2 separate regions of the Homo sapiens genome follow, and region 2 is linked to region 1. A link is an interaction called in ENCODE POLR2A ChIA-PET data of the cell type or tissue named here. Cell type or tissue: GM12878. All regions are shown on one strand. Each heading gives the region's core, and the rest is flanking DNA. Links, peaks and the distances in the headings are about the cores only.

Evidence for each region. Peaks named below come from ENCODE experiments on the same cell type or tissue, not always from the same donor. Only the 100,000 strongest peaks of a DNase experiment are listed, where the experiment ranks them.
Region 2: POLR2A ChIA-PET joins it to region 1 with 15 read pairs; 3 of 35 experiments call an interaction of 5 or more read pairs at or near these places.

What each region holds. Positions count from the first base shown.
Region 1 is chr3:28,076,383-28,085,087 of GRCh38, forward strand. No RefSeq gene overlaps it. Among named protein-coding and RNA genes, the nearest start is that of LINC01967, 52 kb to the left of the region's middle. RefSeq lists a silencer at 5,472-5,521. In GM12878, for the core only: no CTCF peak of the experiment used is centred there; a DNase peak (open chromatin) is centred at 5,319.
Region 2 is chr3:28,129,428-28,138,132 of GRCh38, forward strand. LOC105377008 (a long non-coding RNA gene) reads right to left here and starts at 7,573. Exons shown (of 3, transcript XR_940674.3): 1 at 7,367-7,573; 2 at 3,374-3,651. In GM12878, for the core only: no CTCF peak of the experiment used is centred there; no DNase peak of the experiment used is centred there.

The DNA.
Region 1 (8,705 bases), core at 500-8,499:
AATAACTGAATAAATTATCTTTATGACACAGTTTATCAGGCATGATTGATAACATCACTAGATGTTGGCTGAAGACCAAAATACATAATGTGATACATTATCTGGTCTCTAATAACAGCCCCTAGTGAACCATACCTTCCAGTCTTCCTGCCCACTGAATCTGGACTGGTGGGCCTGTGACTTCCTTCAACTGATAGGATGCAGGAGAAGAGACAGTCAGACAGTTACAAGGCCTAAGCCTGTAAGAAAGACGGTAGCTTTGAGTCATGGTGTAAGACATCCAGCTACTTTGCTGGAAAGACCATGTAGAGACACCACATGTAGAGGCCAGTTGAAAGAGAGAAAGGAATCAGTAACTTCTGCCTTTACCAGCTACAGTCCCAGACTTAGGCATCCTTGCCAGGGTATCTATCAGATTCGTGAGAGGAGAATCCTGGGTGTTTAAGCGTATCCACAATCTGATCACAGCTGCAAAGAGACCCTAAGTGAGACCACCAGAAGAACCATCTAACAGAGACTATTTAAAAGTGGTGGGAGAAATAGTATGCAAAATGGCCTCTGAGTTCAGTCCGTGTTGGAGCTTAGGCTGACTTCGTTCATTCAAATAGACATTCTTCAGAATGCCAAACCACAAGCCATATAATTTTATTATGCAGATTTATTGCATATTAAAATTGTTGTTGTTTTAAGCCACTAAATATTGAAGTAGTTTGTTCTGCAGCAATATATAACCAAAACATATGTTAAGGCAGAAATTTAGAGTGAAGTTGGGACTCTCAAATTCACACAGTAACTTATTTCCAGACCTAGATTTTCCATTTTGTTCCATGTTTTCATCCTTTTGTCTCCTTGTTGCACTAAGACAAAAATCTTAGTGACACAATTTAGGATTTTTAGGACACTTTTGATTCTCAGGGATTTAAGAATGATCCACTAGAACCTACAACAAAGAATGCAAATAAAAGCAGTTCTGTAACTTGGATTCTCCAATATGCTGAAAGTGCGCAATCTTGTTTCATTTCCCAAAGTATTAGGCTTTCTGAATCAGGCCTTCAATCTAGTGAAGTGTCTGTAAGAGTAAAATGGCACACACCACACAGGCTCATAAAATCATAATAATAATAAAAACCCCTCAGACTTTTTTTTTTTTTTTCAGCTGTGAAGCAGCACCTGCCATTAGCTGTGGTGGTTCCTATTTTCATATTGTCTGACAGTAGCAGTTGGATCACACTTGAGCCAGTGTGACTGAGAGGCGGGCTCCCTGCTTCCACAAAGCTGAATTTAATAAGATGAGAACAGCATGCCAAGATGGGGAGCTCCCTCCCTGACACTTATCCTGACACCAGCCCCTCAGCGGGGCCGTATTGCTGTGGTAATCTGGGTGAGCCGGACAGAGCGTCCTGCTTACAAGTTCAATATAATGGAACAGCAGGGGGCGAAGGGCTGGCAGAAAAGCTTAGCAAAGTTAAAGCCTATTACTCTATGCTTGAGGAAAAATGAGTCACCAAATATTACACCCAGAGCAAGACTTGAACCTGCCAAATGCAGCAGCAACACACGCTAAGTCTTGTCCATAATGGTGCATTCATTATCCTATGGTCCAGGGTAATGTGGATTTAAATGTTTTTAACCCTAATGGAAATGTATATGCAAATTTTCCCTTAAGCCCATCCCTCCCTCAGTGTTCTTTTGCCCTATTTGAATCTAATAGGCAAGGTGACTGTACACTGCATATGTCAAAGAAAATGATGCCTTCTTTATCTGCCGTCAGTAGCAAGAAGAAGGCAAGAAACTGGACAGAAATCTTTCAGCTGCATGTTATGGCTATTGTTGTTGCTGTTCTGTTTTATGCCTCTTGTGGTGTTGAATTTAAAATTAATGGAAGAAATAGCATGCAAATGATCTCTGTGTTCAGTCCTGATTGAGGCTTAGGCTGGCTTAGTTAATTTTAATATCAGCTCTTCAATATAAGTGAATTCTAACACAAACTCTTCAATATAGATAGGTTTTGATACAAGTTCTTCAATGCTGGCCATTCAAATCAAACTCTTAGAAGTGGAACAGATTTGCCGTATATTTTCCATCAACCAGTGCCCCAGAACTTACATATTTCCATCAACCAGTCTAGGACTTTGTCTAACTGAAAGACTATTATTTAGAATCCTGATCCTTAGGACTCTAGGACTCAGTCTTTTTTTTGAAAGAATGACAATAGAACTAAGACTTGTGATTCCTCCTGCTTCCCTAGATTAGCTACTACCAGATTTTCATTACAGCAGAGGCCACTGAGATAATCAATTATGGTGTTAATGACAACAGCCACCAATTACTGAGTTCTTATCATGGGCCAGGTGCTTGGTTGGGTAATTTATGCCCATTATCTCCAATTGTTATATAGTGCATCATAAATGTTCTCATACTGTTCTTCAGATGTGCAAAGAAATTTCACCTTTTTTATTTACAGCTGGCCAAATCTTATTCTTCATGGTTTTCCAACGGAGATACAACATTAAATGTCAGACCCTTTGGATGTATAGTGTCTTTCAGCTATATACTCAGTCTTTTAGGTTTCCTCTCTTTCCCCTTGCTCCTCTTGAACATGGTGTCTGAAATGCATGTGCTTAGCACCAGTGGTGAATGAACACTCTAGACTCATGTTAGTTCTTGGGTTCCTGGAGGCCCTACCTTGGGATGGCTGGCCTGACCAACTGCATAGACTGAAGAGCAATCAGGTTCTAACCAGCTATTTGGAGCTTCCTGCTGGCCTAATACTAGAGACTGTGATCCTGGCCTATTAACTCTGTTTATGAAGCCTTCAAATGTTGCAGACTCTGACCATCCCAAGGTGTATGACAGTCCACCTTCTGTCTCTTACATTCTGTGTCCCCACATCAGGACATGTAGGAATACCTGTATGCCCTTCATGCCAGGCGCAGGCCAGGGGGAGCAAGCCCACTTCCTCAGTCTCATCTCTCATCTCTCTTGTTCTTCTGTCGTTCAGTGGTGTACTTTTCTTCCCACTCCATAAGGACATGGTGCAGAGATTAATGGGAGATCCTTCCTAAGATCTTAGCTGTGTCTAGGGAAGTAGACCACTAATCTTTATGTCTCGGGGGTATCCTAGAAACATCTAAATATTTCCATTGTCCTCTCACTTTATTTATTTATTTACTTATTTATTTATTTATTCATGCATTCATTCATTGAGATGGAGTCTTGCTCTGTCACCCAGGCTGGAGTGCAGTGATGCGATCTCTGCTCATTGCAACCTTGGCCTCCTGGGTTCAAGCGATTCTCTTGCCTCAGCCTCCTGAGTAGTTGGGATTATGGGCATGCATCACCATAACCAGCTAATTTTTATATTTTTAGTAGAGATGGAGTTTCACCATTTTGGCCAGGCTTGTCTCAAACTCCTGACCTCAGGTGATCCACCCCCCTTGGCCTCCCAAAGTGCTGGGATTACAGGCGTGAGCCACCATGCCCGGCCCTGTCCTCTCACTTTAAATGCAGGACAAGGAGTGAGGAAAATGGGAATCCTGACATCTGACCTCCTTCATTTATCATTCACACTTTTCTTCTTTTAACACTGCCCTGGGCACAGAAGCAGGGCTTGCCCCTTCCTCTTCCTGCCTAGCCAGACCCCCATACCTCATATGAGTTCTTGTTGTACTCTAATTGCCCTAATTTAGGTTCCCCAGAAACAGACAAGGAATCAAATGGAAGTAGTATATTTGGGAGGGGCAAAAAACACCAAAGTGGGAAAATGAGAGAGGCAGGCAGTAAATAAATGGTGCATTATAGACCAGTTACCGCTGTGGGCAAGTGGACCTTAATCCCATGGGTAACAGAGTAGAGCACATGTTCAGAGTTATTCCACCCAAGGGTTAAGGAAGCTGCAGCATTTATACATCAATTCCTCTATTTGCTGTTGCTTCAGACAAAGCCACAGGACCTCAGCCATGGATTATCTGATTCAAAATGACTTTAACAGTTAAATTCTGACAGTTGAGACTTGCAATTTTCCCTAAAAATTATTTCATTAATTTGTGAACCTTTTTCTTCTACCTCTTGATCTGAAAGCCAAACAGCCAAACAAGCAGGAACCATGACAGTGTTCATTCCAGTTCAGCTAAAGACATGCATTAAAACAAAATAATTTGGTTGTGTATCACCAACCAAGTATCACAAGCAGTTCATCGCTTTGGCAGAAAGTAATAGCTTTTAAATAAAAATCCAGCTAACGTTTTTGATCAAACTATAGTAGTTACAAAAGGAATTTATTTCCTCTTATAAATCAGAGTAATACCTCAGCCCTGGAGGGCTAAACTCTCTTTTATTTCTCAACTTTTTGAATATGCTGGTCTCTCTTGTCTCTGAAACATCCTCCCATCAAACTTCCACTATCCTTGTCTTCACAGACAACCTTTAGGTATCACTTTACATGTAATTTCCTCTGAAAATCTTTCTTCCATTCTGCCACTCATCTTCCAATTCCCAAGAAAGCACTTTACTCATAGCACAAGGTATTTAACCTGCCATAGAGTGCATCTATCTGTGAAGTAATGACCAGTTTTCCTCTCTGAAGCCCACTAGCTCATGAGTTCATAAATATAAGGAGTGCTTTCTAAATAAAAGTAGCTTGACACCTAGCATGGCTTACATGCTCAAAGCGGTTACACAGTGAGTGAGTTACACTTGCTTTCAGTTCCCATGAAGCCTCACCTAGATTAGGAGATAGCACCCGTACTCAGAAAGGCCTGGGATGGAATCCTAATTTACCTCCTCTGTGACTTTTGGCAAATTGCCTAACCTCTGTAATCTTCTGTTTCCTCATTTGTGTTAAAACATTAATATTTACCTGTCAGTGATGTTGTGCCACTAAATGAGATGTAAGTCAATTGCTTGGTATTTTATATAGCAAATGGTAAGCATTCAATAGCTGGGAAGTGGATTCTACTGCCACTTCTCAACAGAGGGTACTTGGAATCATATTAATACTTATAATGTATTTATTCCTACTATCACAGCAGTCTGAGAGGCTGAATATATAAAGTACTGGTTCTCAAACTTTTGCATGTATTAGAATGCACAGAGTACATATATATATACGGGCCCTAGCTCTAAAATTTCTGATTAAGTAGGTATAGGGCGGGGTCCAAGAATTTGCATTTCTGACAGTCTCCTAGATGACACTAATACTACACTGATGGGCCTGGCACCAACCTTTGAGAACTGATTCTTGCTTTCTTCACATCTCCCTCAGCCCAGACAGCTGCACATGGGAGTCACTCAAAAAGCTTTCAAAATTACTAATGTGTGAGTCCCATACTATAGATTTCTAGTTTAATAATAGGTCTAGGGTTCAGCCTGAGCATTAGTGTTTTGAAAGTTTCCCAAGTGATTCTAATGAGAAGCCAAGGTTGAGAACTGGGGCCCCAGGTGCATGTCAATGAAGCCTTGCATCTCAAAGTGTGGTTTTCAGACTAGCGGCATCCACATCACCAGGAAGCTTGTTAGAAATGCGCAAACTCAGACCCCACCTGGACCTGACTAATCAGAATCTGCATTTTAAATAAGATCTTCCAAAGGATTCTTGTTCACGTAAAGTTTGAGAAGCTCTGAAACACGGAGTCCTCTCACCCAGCTCACATCAGAGGAAGTATTACCAGATCTTACCTTTGCTTCAGGGATTTTCTTTCCTAAAAGACCAGGATTTAAGACAAAATGAGGAACTCATTACCTATGACCTTTCCCCCAAAACAGGGGTTTTTACTCCTACATTGCAGGCATGAGTCTGAGAACCCTTCACTCATTGTCCCCATCCTTTTCTCCTCTCTATCTTCTCAGACTCAGTTTTCATCTCCAGACACAGCCTTCATCACACCTATTTATTAATGCCAAGGATTCATACTCTGATTCAAGTAAAGACAGGAGGCAGGATCAATGTCTTAGTAAAATTCAGAAAAATGAAACTCCTCTTTTAAAATATGTTAGCACCTGGTTTCTCCCTAAATTACCCTAACACACAAATGTGTTGAGTATTAAAATAAAATCTTTATCCACTACAGGCTGGAAAGTGGAAAGTAACATTGAAGGGATGCCTAATGATTTGGAAAAAGAAAAAGATCCAGCTGCATTAGTGAAGAAATTATGAGGTGTCTATGACCAGAGAAACATGAAATGTGCTAATTGAATGCCCTCAGATGCCATTATCAGTGAGGCCCCTCCAGAGCCAGCAGCACAGGCTCATCTGAGCAGAAACCTGAGCTAACAGCAAAGAGAACTGTCTTGATGGCCTAAGTAGGGTTCTAGGGTGCATGAGTCAGCAGGCGAGCGTCCTTGTGCATGGGAGTTCATTAGGAATCTTCCATAATCAAGAGTGAAAATCACCTCTGGTTGAGTGTGCCATTATGTATTTGAAACCCAGAGAGAGGACAAGTTTTATTTTTAGAGAGAACAATAACAGCCATATTAGGAATACGTGCATGCACACATTGCAGTCATGTACACACGCACACACCCACACACACTCCAAATCACAACTCTTGTTACTCCAAATGTATTCCATGAACCAGTAGCATCAGCATCATCTGACCCCACCCTGTACCTACAGTTTACGCATCTGCATTTTAACAAGATGCTCAGGTCATTTGACGCACTTTAAAGTTCGAAAAGAATTACTATAGACCAGTGGTTCACAGCTTTGGCTGTGCACTAGAATCACTCAGGAATTTCAATATGCAGCAAATTTTGACAGCCAATGGTCTAAAATCAAAGATAAAATTATGCCCTCTCTTTTCCCTTCAAATTGAGCCCTTTCACCACTTTTAAAACAGGTCTTTGATGTGCAAGAGAAATGCTTTAACACTGCTATTGAAAGATAACTCTTAGACAAGATCAGGTGCATTCAGGGTGGTATGGCCATAGACAGCTAATGGCTCCTCTAAAGACTAACTTTATTCTCTTCTAGTAATTATGTCTTTAGCTATAAGCTTACTGAGAATACAAACCGTGACTTACTTTGTATAATATCAGATTTCAGGCAAACCAAAGGGCTTGGGCCAGCATCAATGCTTAACCAATGTTTGTAATTAATGATAAATTACTGATAATAAGTGAAAGCTCAGAATTCTGCCTTCTCTGTGCTATTCATTTTTTTGTACATTTCAATTATGGAAGACATTGTTAGGATTATATCTCTTCATAAATATTAGAAGCTCTTTGAAATGCAGGAACACATTACTTCTTCTCCCCCCCATCCAAATATATAATATATTAATAAATACAGAGCATATATTCAGTGACTCTAAATCTCATTTAATATCCTTAAGTTTTGATGAAACTAGAAGGCAGGATTTTTACATAAGAACATTTGAATTTTTGTAATTATGAAGCATGCATTACTGGGAGTTTGCTGCATTTTACATAAGAACTTTTTAATTAATGAGAATTCCTCAGGAATGAAAAAACAGCTGTCAATAATAATTTTCTTAAAACTAATGTCTTCTAAGATATGTCATAGATTTAGAATATATTCAACAGAGTACACTGCACTTTACTTTCTATAAATCTGTGCAGTGAGTTTCTGTGTTTGGAATGATTACACTAGACAAGGGGTTGGCAAATGTTTTCTGTAAAGGACCAGGTAGTAATTTTTTTTTCTTTGTTTCACCAGCCATGCAGCCTCTGTCACACCTATCTACTCTGATATTGAAAACAGCCGTAGACAATAAGTAAGCAAATTCTTGTACTTGTGTCCTAAAAAACATTATGAGAACAGGTGGATTTGGCCCACAGGATATAGTTTTTCAACCCCTACAGCTGGATTATGTTAAGAGGTAAATGTGGAGTAAATTATACTTACAAAGGCAAAATAAATTAGTTTTGGTAGAAACTAGAGTATAAACAACTGCCAAACAATGCAAACACACATACTTAGATACTATTTTCACAGAGAAAAGGAAACTATAAATCCTTACCAAATCTTTCAGAGCTAATGTGGGGGTGGAGAGTGAGAAAATGCTCTGTTAACTTGTAACCTTAAGAAATATATAATTAACCAGGACATGATATTACTCAAATAGTCATATTATTCACAATTTTCTGTAAAGATCGTAGCAACAAAAGACTGTAGGATGACTTCTTCTCCACTATGGAGAGAATCAAGTGATGACTTCAGTAAGTGAACTGGAAACATAACCCACCTTAGTTTTCCAGCGGAAGTAGGGCAACGAGAAAGTCAGCCAGGAGCTGATGGAAACACCTATAGTCAAAATAATGTCTGTTATACTGTAAAAGCTCTTAGTCTTTTGATTTGTGCATTGATCAAAGACCATTTCAGGGTTGAAACTGTTGAATCCTAAGTGGATAGGTAAAGAGCTTCAGGTTCCCTGGTAATTTGGAGATTCCTTCCCTCAGAGGACATAGTAATTAGCCAGGAGGATACTCAGCCAAACCTAGTATGCTATTGTGGGTCTCTTAACAATGTCTAACTCAATGGCCTTCACCACTCATGACACCAAATGCACACACAAGAAAATGGATTTCTCTAGCAAATAAGATGTTAAAATATTAGCTTGGTCTTAACAGATGGTCCTCCAAGTTTAATCTGGTTTGATAATTTCAGAAGACATAAATTTTTGTTTGATCAGAATTGATTATCAGAGCACACTCCTGGTTAAATATTCTGGATTTGAAAAAGAAAT
Region 2 (8,705 bases), core at 390-8,389, 53 kb after region 1:
TGTGAACTCACAGGACTGACAGAATCAAACCAGTCACTTTTCACTGGAATCACACTGCACTATCCTCCAGACCTTAGGAAACTCTCACTGAAGGTTATGGTGCTGTCTTTACTAAAAATAAGAAGGTGGCCTAAAATCGACAAGAAGAGAACAGCAATAATTATATTGCCTTGGCCTGTGGTCAGAGCAAGTCAGTTGGCTGAAATGACAAATGACAACCATTCTGGATCTTGGAACATATAGGCATTCCTCAAGTATTCCTTGAAATAATTGGGAAAGAAAACATTGTCAACATACGGATTTCCTGATGTCTGTCAAGCAAAATGGAATTCAAGCTGTACTGGCTTGGGATATTTAAAGGAAGTGTGACACTATAATAAACTTAAATTTTTAAATAGAGGTGCCCTTGGAGGAACATTTAGCACTATTAATTCATTATGCTAATGAAAAACCAAAGCTCGCAGGAATTGTTAGAGCCTCAGTTCCTCGATCTTTAAAATAGAAAGTTTGACAAGACCATCTTAAGTAATTCAATTCTTAAAGACTTGGGACTCTATAAATTAACTTGATAACAAGCTCTAGCATTCAATATTGGAAAGAAATCCAAAGTAGACCTGGATACTTTAAAATTGTGCATATGAGATAAAATTAGCATGCTTTTTAATTTTTTCTTCTTTCTTTCTTTCTTTCTCTCTCTCTCTCTCTCTCTTTCTCTCTTTCTTTCTTTCTTAGAGTGCAGTGGTATGGCTGACTGCATCCTCAAATTCCTGGGCTCAAGCAATCCTCCTGCTTCAGCTTCCTGAGTAGCTGGGACTACAGGTGTGCATCAGCATGCCTGGGTGATTTTTGCTTTTTTTTTTTTTTTTTTAGATATGGGGTCTTTCTCTGTTGCCCAGGCTGGTCTCCAGCTCCTGGGCTCAAACAATCCTCCCACCTCAGCCTCCCAAAGCATTGGGATCACAGCATAAGCCACCACACCTGGCCTCATAAGCAGTTTTCTTTCTTCTCAGGAATGTTTCTGGGGTCAAAAGTGATTATTATAGAAGTAATAATCATCATTAAGGATGGTTTAATGCTAAATATAAAGTGGCAAATTACTAAAAAAAAAGCTTATGAAAATATGCCTTGGAACATTTTGGTAAATAGTGGATGAGCAAGGGAGTGAGTGGGCAAATAACATTTTTAAAAATCTCGAAAACAAAAGCATATAGTCATAGTCTTTCATCTAAAGTGCTTTAGAAAATATGGCTCTACCTCCAAAATATGTATAAATCTGATCACTTACCACCTTCACCGTTTCATGTTGATCTAACCACCATCATTTCTTGCCTGTGTTATTTCAGTCTTAAACGGTTCCCTGTTTCCACTCAAGCCCTATAGTCTATTCTTAATACCACAGCCAGAGGTATCCTTTAAAAATGTATCAGATTGTCACTCCTTTGCTTAAATGTCCCTTCACCCAAATAGCTTCTCATCTCATGCAGATTAAAGCTAAAGTCCTTCCAATGCTTACAAGTCTCCTCTGAGCTGGCTGCCCACTACCTCATTAGCTCTTTCCTACCACTCTCCTCACTCACTGGCTTTGGTCTAATCACACAGGCCACTTCTATTCTTCAAACACACCATGCAAGCTCTCACCTCAGAGCATTTACATTTCTCGTCCCTCTGCCCAAATGCTATTTCAAGTCACATAGTGGCATGACTCCCTCCCTCATTTCCTTTATTCCTGCTTAAATGTCACTTTTTCCTTACGGTCTTCCCTGATCACCTTATGTAAAACAGCAACAATAACCCCTCCCCAGCTTGGCACTCTCTATTTCTCCTCACTTAGCTTTTTCTCCATTGTGCTAATCACACAATGAATATGTTCATTGTCTGTCGCTTTCTGTTAAAATGGATATAAGAACTGTGTTTTATTCACTGCTGTATCCCTAGAGCTTAGAACAAAGTCTAGGACAAAAGGGATACTCCATAAATATTTGTTGAATGAATAAATGAATGCAACTTATTTATTTGTTTGTTTGTTTGTTTGAGACACGTCTTGCTCTGTCGCCCAGGCTGGACTGCAGTGGTGCAATCATGACTCACTGCAGCCTCCATCTCTACAGCTCAGTTGATTCTCCCACTTCAGCCTCCTGAATAGCTGGGACTACAGGCACGTGCCACCACATCAGGCTAATTTTTAAATTTTTTTGTGGTGACAGGGTCTTCCTATGTTGCACAGGCTGGTCTTGAACTCCTGATTTCAACAGATCCTCCCACCTTGGCCTCCCAAAGCATTGGGATTATAGGCATGAGCCACCATGCCTGGCCACTAATGCAGTTAAATATTAGGAATTTGTTATATAATATTACAAGAAGTTAAGAGGTAATTTTCCACAAGTCTGTCTCAGTTGTTCAATGGTGTCATCAAAGACCTTCCACTATGCCATCTTCAGGGTGCTGGCTCCTGTCATATGGGTTGCTTCAAGGTTGCAAAATGGCTGCTGCAGTTCTAACCATCACAGTCACTCACAAATATTTGCATGCAATCATTCAGTTAGTAAGTAAATTTTATGAGACAGTACTAAATACCAGGCATTATTGTAAGCATGGGAACATAACCATAAACAAAACTGAGGAAGTCACTACTCTCATGAAGCGAGCCGGGCTGGAGTACAGTGGCACAATCACAACTCACTGCAGCTATGACCTCCCAGGCTCAAGCCATCCTCTTGCCCCAGTCTGCCAAGTAGCTGGAATTGCAGGTGTGCACCATCCTGCCTGGCTAACTTTTGTGTTTTTTGTAGAGACGAGGTCCCACTATTTTGACCAAGCTGGTCTGGAACTCCTGGGCTCAAGCAATCTGCCCACCTCAGCCTCTCCAAGTGCTGGGATTTCAAGCATGAGCCACCGTACCTGGCCCTCTTTATATAACTTTTAATCATGAAGAAAAATATTTCTCTGAAGCCACCAAACTTCCTTCATGGGTCAGCATTATGTCACATGAGTAACCCTCCTTATAAAGGAAGCTGGGAAAGCAAGTCTCCAAAATTTTCGGCCTCTATCATGACAGGTGGTCATGATAGAGGAAAGAAGAAGTAAAGGGAACAGCTGCCCAAGAGGCAACCAACAGTATTTGCTACAAATCATGCTAAGCATAGGTAGTCATTCAGTATCTGCTTTTTGATAAAGCATTAAGGTTGACAATTATTGCCCTGTGGCTGAAATTTAATATTTCTCTCTGAAAGTTTTTGCCTTCTAAGTTTCTGTCACTTATTCTAACAGCCTTAATCATGCAGCAGCTCCAACATTCTAACAAACATGCTTTGGAAATTCACCAAGAAATGCTGGCTTGCTCCCAGGACTAAGTGATGGCATTTAATTTGCTCACCTGGAAAGAAGGACAATTCCAGAAAAGACCATTTCTTCTTGTATTACTTATTGGTCAACCAGCAACCTTTAAGTCAAAGCTGTGAATATATATAATCTGTCAGGCTTCTCTATGTTTTCTTCAGGACCAAGCCTCAGTTTCAAACTTCTTTTGTCCAGTGTAACTGCAAGACCCACTTTAGACTCTTCACTTCGCTTCTCCGTGGGCAATAAAGCAGCAGTTCCATCACCATTGTCCAAACAGCAAATGAGAAGTGATGTTTCAATATAAGCTACTGTCTGGAAAAGAAGAGAAAGAGGCAGCTTTTCTGACAGAGCCGTTCACACTTTTCCTGCACAGCTGGGAGACATTAGCTGAATTTCCCCAGACTGGTCTGCTTTCTGGCATGGTAAATTAAAAACCCTGAGAGCCTCCAAGGTAAGCTGGATTTCTATCATACACATTTAGCAGCTAAATCACCAAAAGTCACTTTCGAAAATTCACGCAAAGCTGCATCTTTACCCAAGGTCAAGAGTTCAGCAGAAGTTAGCACAAAGGGGATTGTGGGCAGGAGGCAAGAAAAGGGAGAGAAAATATCGATAGATTATCTCTATTCAAAAGCTGCTTTTATTTTGAGGAACTTTGTGCTCAGAAAAGTAGATAGAAGATAGTTCTGCAATAAATAGTATAGGACATATATGAAAAGAATAAATAATATTTCAATGTATGTCAATTTCCATTTCTGCCACCATATTAAGGAGATGGGAAGAGCATTAAAAGAGCCATAGGCCCATCACATTGGTTCATGCCTATAATTCCAGCACTTTGGGAGGCCAATGTGGGAGGATCACCTGAGGTCAGGAGTTTGAGACCAGCCTGGCCAACATAGTGAAACTCCATCTCTATTAAAAATACAAAAACTTAGCCGGGTGTGGTGTCGGGCACCTGTAATCCCAGCTACTTGGGAGGCTGAGGCAGAAGAATCGCTTGAACCTAGGAGGTGGAGATTGCAGTGGGCCAAGGTCATTCCACTGCACTCCAGCCTGGGTGACAGAGTGAGACTCTGTCTCAAAAAAAAAAAAAGCTAGATTTTGGTCCCACATCATGACTAATTAACAGTGAGATTTTGAACATGTCATTTAGCTATGGGGCTCAAAGTCCTATCCCCTTCACTTTATGGGAATTTAGTTATGAAAAATTCTATTTCCCCAGGTATTTTGTGATCTATTATCAGCTTTTGATTCCATAGATAAGGACAATCTCTGGGCTTTTTGTTTACATTCTGCCTTATTCCACAAGGAATCTCAGGCTGCTCTGTGGGCCAACTTACATGACTTTGGTGTAGATCTCAGATTTTAAATGTTTATCTAAATCAATATGGCAATACCAGAATGGATTTTGAAAGAGTCAATTCTAATTTTAAATGGCTTAAAACCAGACTGCACCTAAACATTTTTATTTATAATTTTTGCCTAAGTAATTTATTCTGGCTCAAAAGATCTATATATTTTCTCCTATATATGCCCCAACATATAGATAAACATAGAGACAAGCATCCTTCCCTATGCTGATGATGTAATCTTACTATTATAAGAATATCCTCAAGAAAAATGGAACCTGCTGGCAAATTGCCAATTTGAATTTAAAGAAAAAAAGAATCTTATCACAAAGAGACCATACTTTTTGCATTTAGATCTGTGGTTTCTCTATTTTGTGAACAGGGGGATCTCTGGGGCAGGGCTAAAGAGAAAGAGAAGAGGCAAGTGGTTGTGGCTCCAGCCTCACCCCACCCCGAAAGAGGAGTGTTTTTGTTTGGTCATGTGTTTATTTATTAGACTTCTACACAAATGTTATTCAAAAAAAGGAACTCACTGATTTAAAAAAAAATCTGATCTAGGTGAAAAGAGGCAAAATCAGGAGCCACTGGAATGAATCTTGCCCATGGAATTTTTTGTCCTGTAATACATCATTAAAATGTTTAGATATGTTGCCAATATTTAATTATTTTACATAAAAATTCTGGATTTCTGGGTCTTTTGACAATTGGGGAGGACTGGAAACACTGAGATGCATTCCCACACAACAATGAACTGGAGCTGTGTATTAGCTGAACAGCTTTAGAAAGTCACACACTTTCTAATTCACTATGTCCCCGCTACTCCCTAGTTTTTATCCACCTAATTGTATTCACACATTTATTTCACTTGTCTCACACTTGGGGGAATTCTGGGAGGTGGCCCTAATCTACATGTATCTCAACACCAGTACATTCTGGTATGTTGACTGGGATGTGCTCCTACTTAAAATTAAACTTCTGAGTTGGCCACATTGAGTCTATGGGACAGGATTCAGTAGCTTCAACAAAGGGTTTGTTTCAGCATTTGAACAGATCCATGGACTTTGCCCTGCCTTAGCTGCTTTGAAGTGTTTTATGAAGAGGAACTGGTTCCATCTGGGCATAACTTCAAGTGGAACTAGGAGGCCGTCAGTTTTCTCATAATCTCTAAAGAGGTATGATTGCAAATCTGCCTTTAAACAGCAGCTCAGAGCTTCTTCACCCTTCTACACTGTACAGCAATCTCAGACAGAATCGTAGTCAAGAGGAGACATACTGGAAAATTGTCTAAAGCAGTGCTTTTCAAACTTGTTTTTACTACAACGTGCAGTAAGGGATGTATTCAGCCACAGGTATACACACTTCCACATGCACACACACACACTCATATACACACACACAAGTTTTATGTTACAGTACTTACCCTTAATACAAATACTCTATTTGTACACATGTACATATGAATACATATGAAATCCATTTTTTCATTCCTTAAAGTGCTGTTGGTAACCTACTATCTAGATCTCACAAATTGTAGGTCATAATTTGCAGTTTGGAAAACATAGGTTTAAAGAACATGCTGTTAATTCATCTCCTAGATTTTTAAAGTTCTCTCTTCATATTAGCTAAATTATAAAAACATGCCTATATGATATTATTTTAGTTCTCTATGGACCTGCATCTCTGAATTATGAACTAATATATTACCCTTGCTTTTCATCAGGTGCTGTGATAAGAAATGGCCATTTTCTTGCCAAGTGTCCCTTGTAGGGCAATATTCCTTTATAGTGTGACATACTGTGTTCCTCTTGGAGTCCAAGAAAAGTTGATTTTCCTGACTGGTGTGTAATCTTCTACTAGATAATCATTATTGAATAACATCTTTTATTTCCCATTTTACCGTAACTGTTAGCAAACTTACAACTTTAGTACTTGCCTGTTGTAGCTTTTCTTCACCTAGATTCTCTAGTCTTATTATTTCTTTCTCCATGTCTGCAATCTAACTGCCTTTGCTTTCGTCAGTTCTCATCTAAATTACTACAATAGTTTCTAGTCACTTTCCCTGCCTCCTCTCATTCTAATCCTTATTCCACACTGCTGTGGAATGATTTTTCTAAGACACAAATGTGATGACCTAAAGAGAAAAGATTATTCCCCTGCTTCAAATTCTTCCATGGACCTCCTTGAACATCAGTTTCAAGTGCTGTGGCTTGCACGTAAGGATTTTTTTGGAAACTAGGTTCGATAAATATTGCTTATGTAATATTAACATTTGTAATTCTCAAAAAACTTTGATAGAAAAAAGAAAAACATCTAAAGGGCCAATAAACAATGTTGATCAAATGATTGTGATATGATTTTTGGTATGTGCATACGGAAGTTTAAAATGATGCCTATATACCTAAGAATATTCTTAACTATCCAACGAAAGAAAAAAGTCTACATATGGATCTTAAACTAGCAACTCAAAAGCCAGATTCATCCCTCGTTTAGCTTGTCATGAACAATGTTTTAGATATTGGATATCTTTACATGGGCACTTGGTTTCTAGTTCACTACTCTCAAGCTTCCTACACATAGTTCATCACATTCATTTTAGTTACCTGCCAGATCCCTAGTGGCTTCAGAATTTATCGTATTTGTTAGAAAGTTGAAAGGTTCAAGAGAGGTTTTCTCACCTTAATCTGTTCTTCTCCCAAATGTTGGTTTTGCTTCTGCTTTTTGTATCCTTTCCAGGTTTGATTCTAAAAGCATCTGAAATCCTAAAGATAACAGAGTTGTCTTCCTATCAGCTCAGGAAAAAAGAAAAACAAATAAAAACTTAGGTAAAGTTTTTGAAAAAGGCGTCTCTGATGAAGTGGCATTTAAGCTGAGAAATGAAGAATGAGGAGGAATGGGCTATGCAAAGCAACAAAGGATGTTCTAAGAGAGGTAACAGCAAGGGCAAAGGGCCTGAGACAGGAAAGAGGTTAGTGTGTTAGGTCAATGTGAGCTGGACTTAGTAAGAAACAGAAAGAACTGGTAGCATGTTAAAAAACATTGCCAAGGTTGGGAACATGAAGCACTCCATAGGCCATGATAAGGAGTGTAGATTTTGTTCAACATGCAACAGGAACCCTTCAATACTTTTGGGTAAGGAGTAATTGGTATGATTTCAGTTTTTAAAAGATTATTCTGCTGCCATGCAGAGAATGGCTTGTACAGGGCTAATAAAGGAAGCTAGGAGACCTTCTAGGAGGCTACTGCAATAGAATAGGTGAAGGATGATGGTGGCTTGAGCTAGGTGACAGCGGTGGAGGTGGAAAAAGTAGATGGACTTGACATATATTCTGGAATATAAATTGTAGGAATTGCTGATTGGCTACATGTGAAGGTGATATTTAAAAAAGGACTAATTTCAGGACCATTTCCCTGGTTTCAGGTATTATTAACTGAGTGGATGATGGTAACATTTACCATGAGAAAACTGAGGAAGGATGAAGGTGTATGGCAACTGTGGCCAGGGAGCAGGGAACAGCCATGGCTAAGCATTTTATTCTAAGCATGTTCAGTCTGAAATCTATCAGTCATCAGATAGATGGGATTTAGAGGAGAAGTTCTAGTCTTGAAACACAGATTTTACAACAGATAAAGACAATTTTGAACCTTAGTCAGAGAGTATAAATAGGAAAACAAAGGGAGGAACTCAATCCAAGATCAGTGAAACTACAACAGTAAGAGTTGGAGTAAAGGAAGGAGAGCCAGCAAATACTACTGAGAAAGTGCAGCTAAAAAAGAAAGAAGAAAACAAGAAGACTCTGGTGCCACCAAAACCATCTAGAAGGAAAAGTTTTTAACCTTACTGAATGATGCTGAAAAGTTAAGGTAAGATCTGCATAGGATTTTGCAAACTGAAGGTGGTTGGTGAGTAGTAGAATGGAAGCCAAATAGAAAGGGGTTGAGGAGAAAACGTTAAGTGAAAAACTGGTGATGGCATATGTAGGGATAAGCTGAGCTTCTCAATGAGTAGCTTTGCAT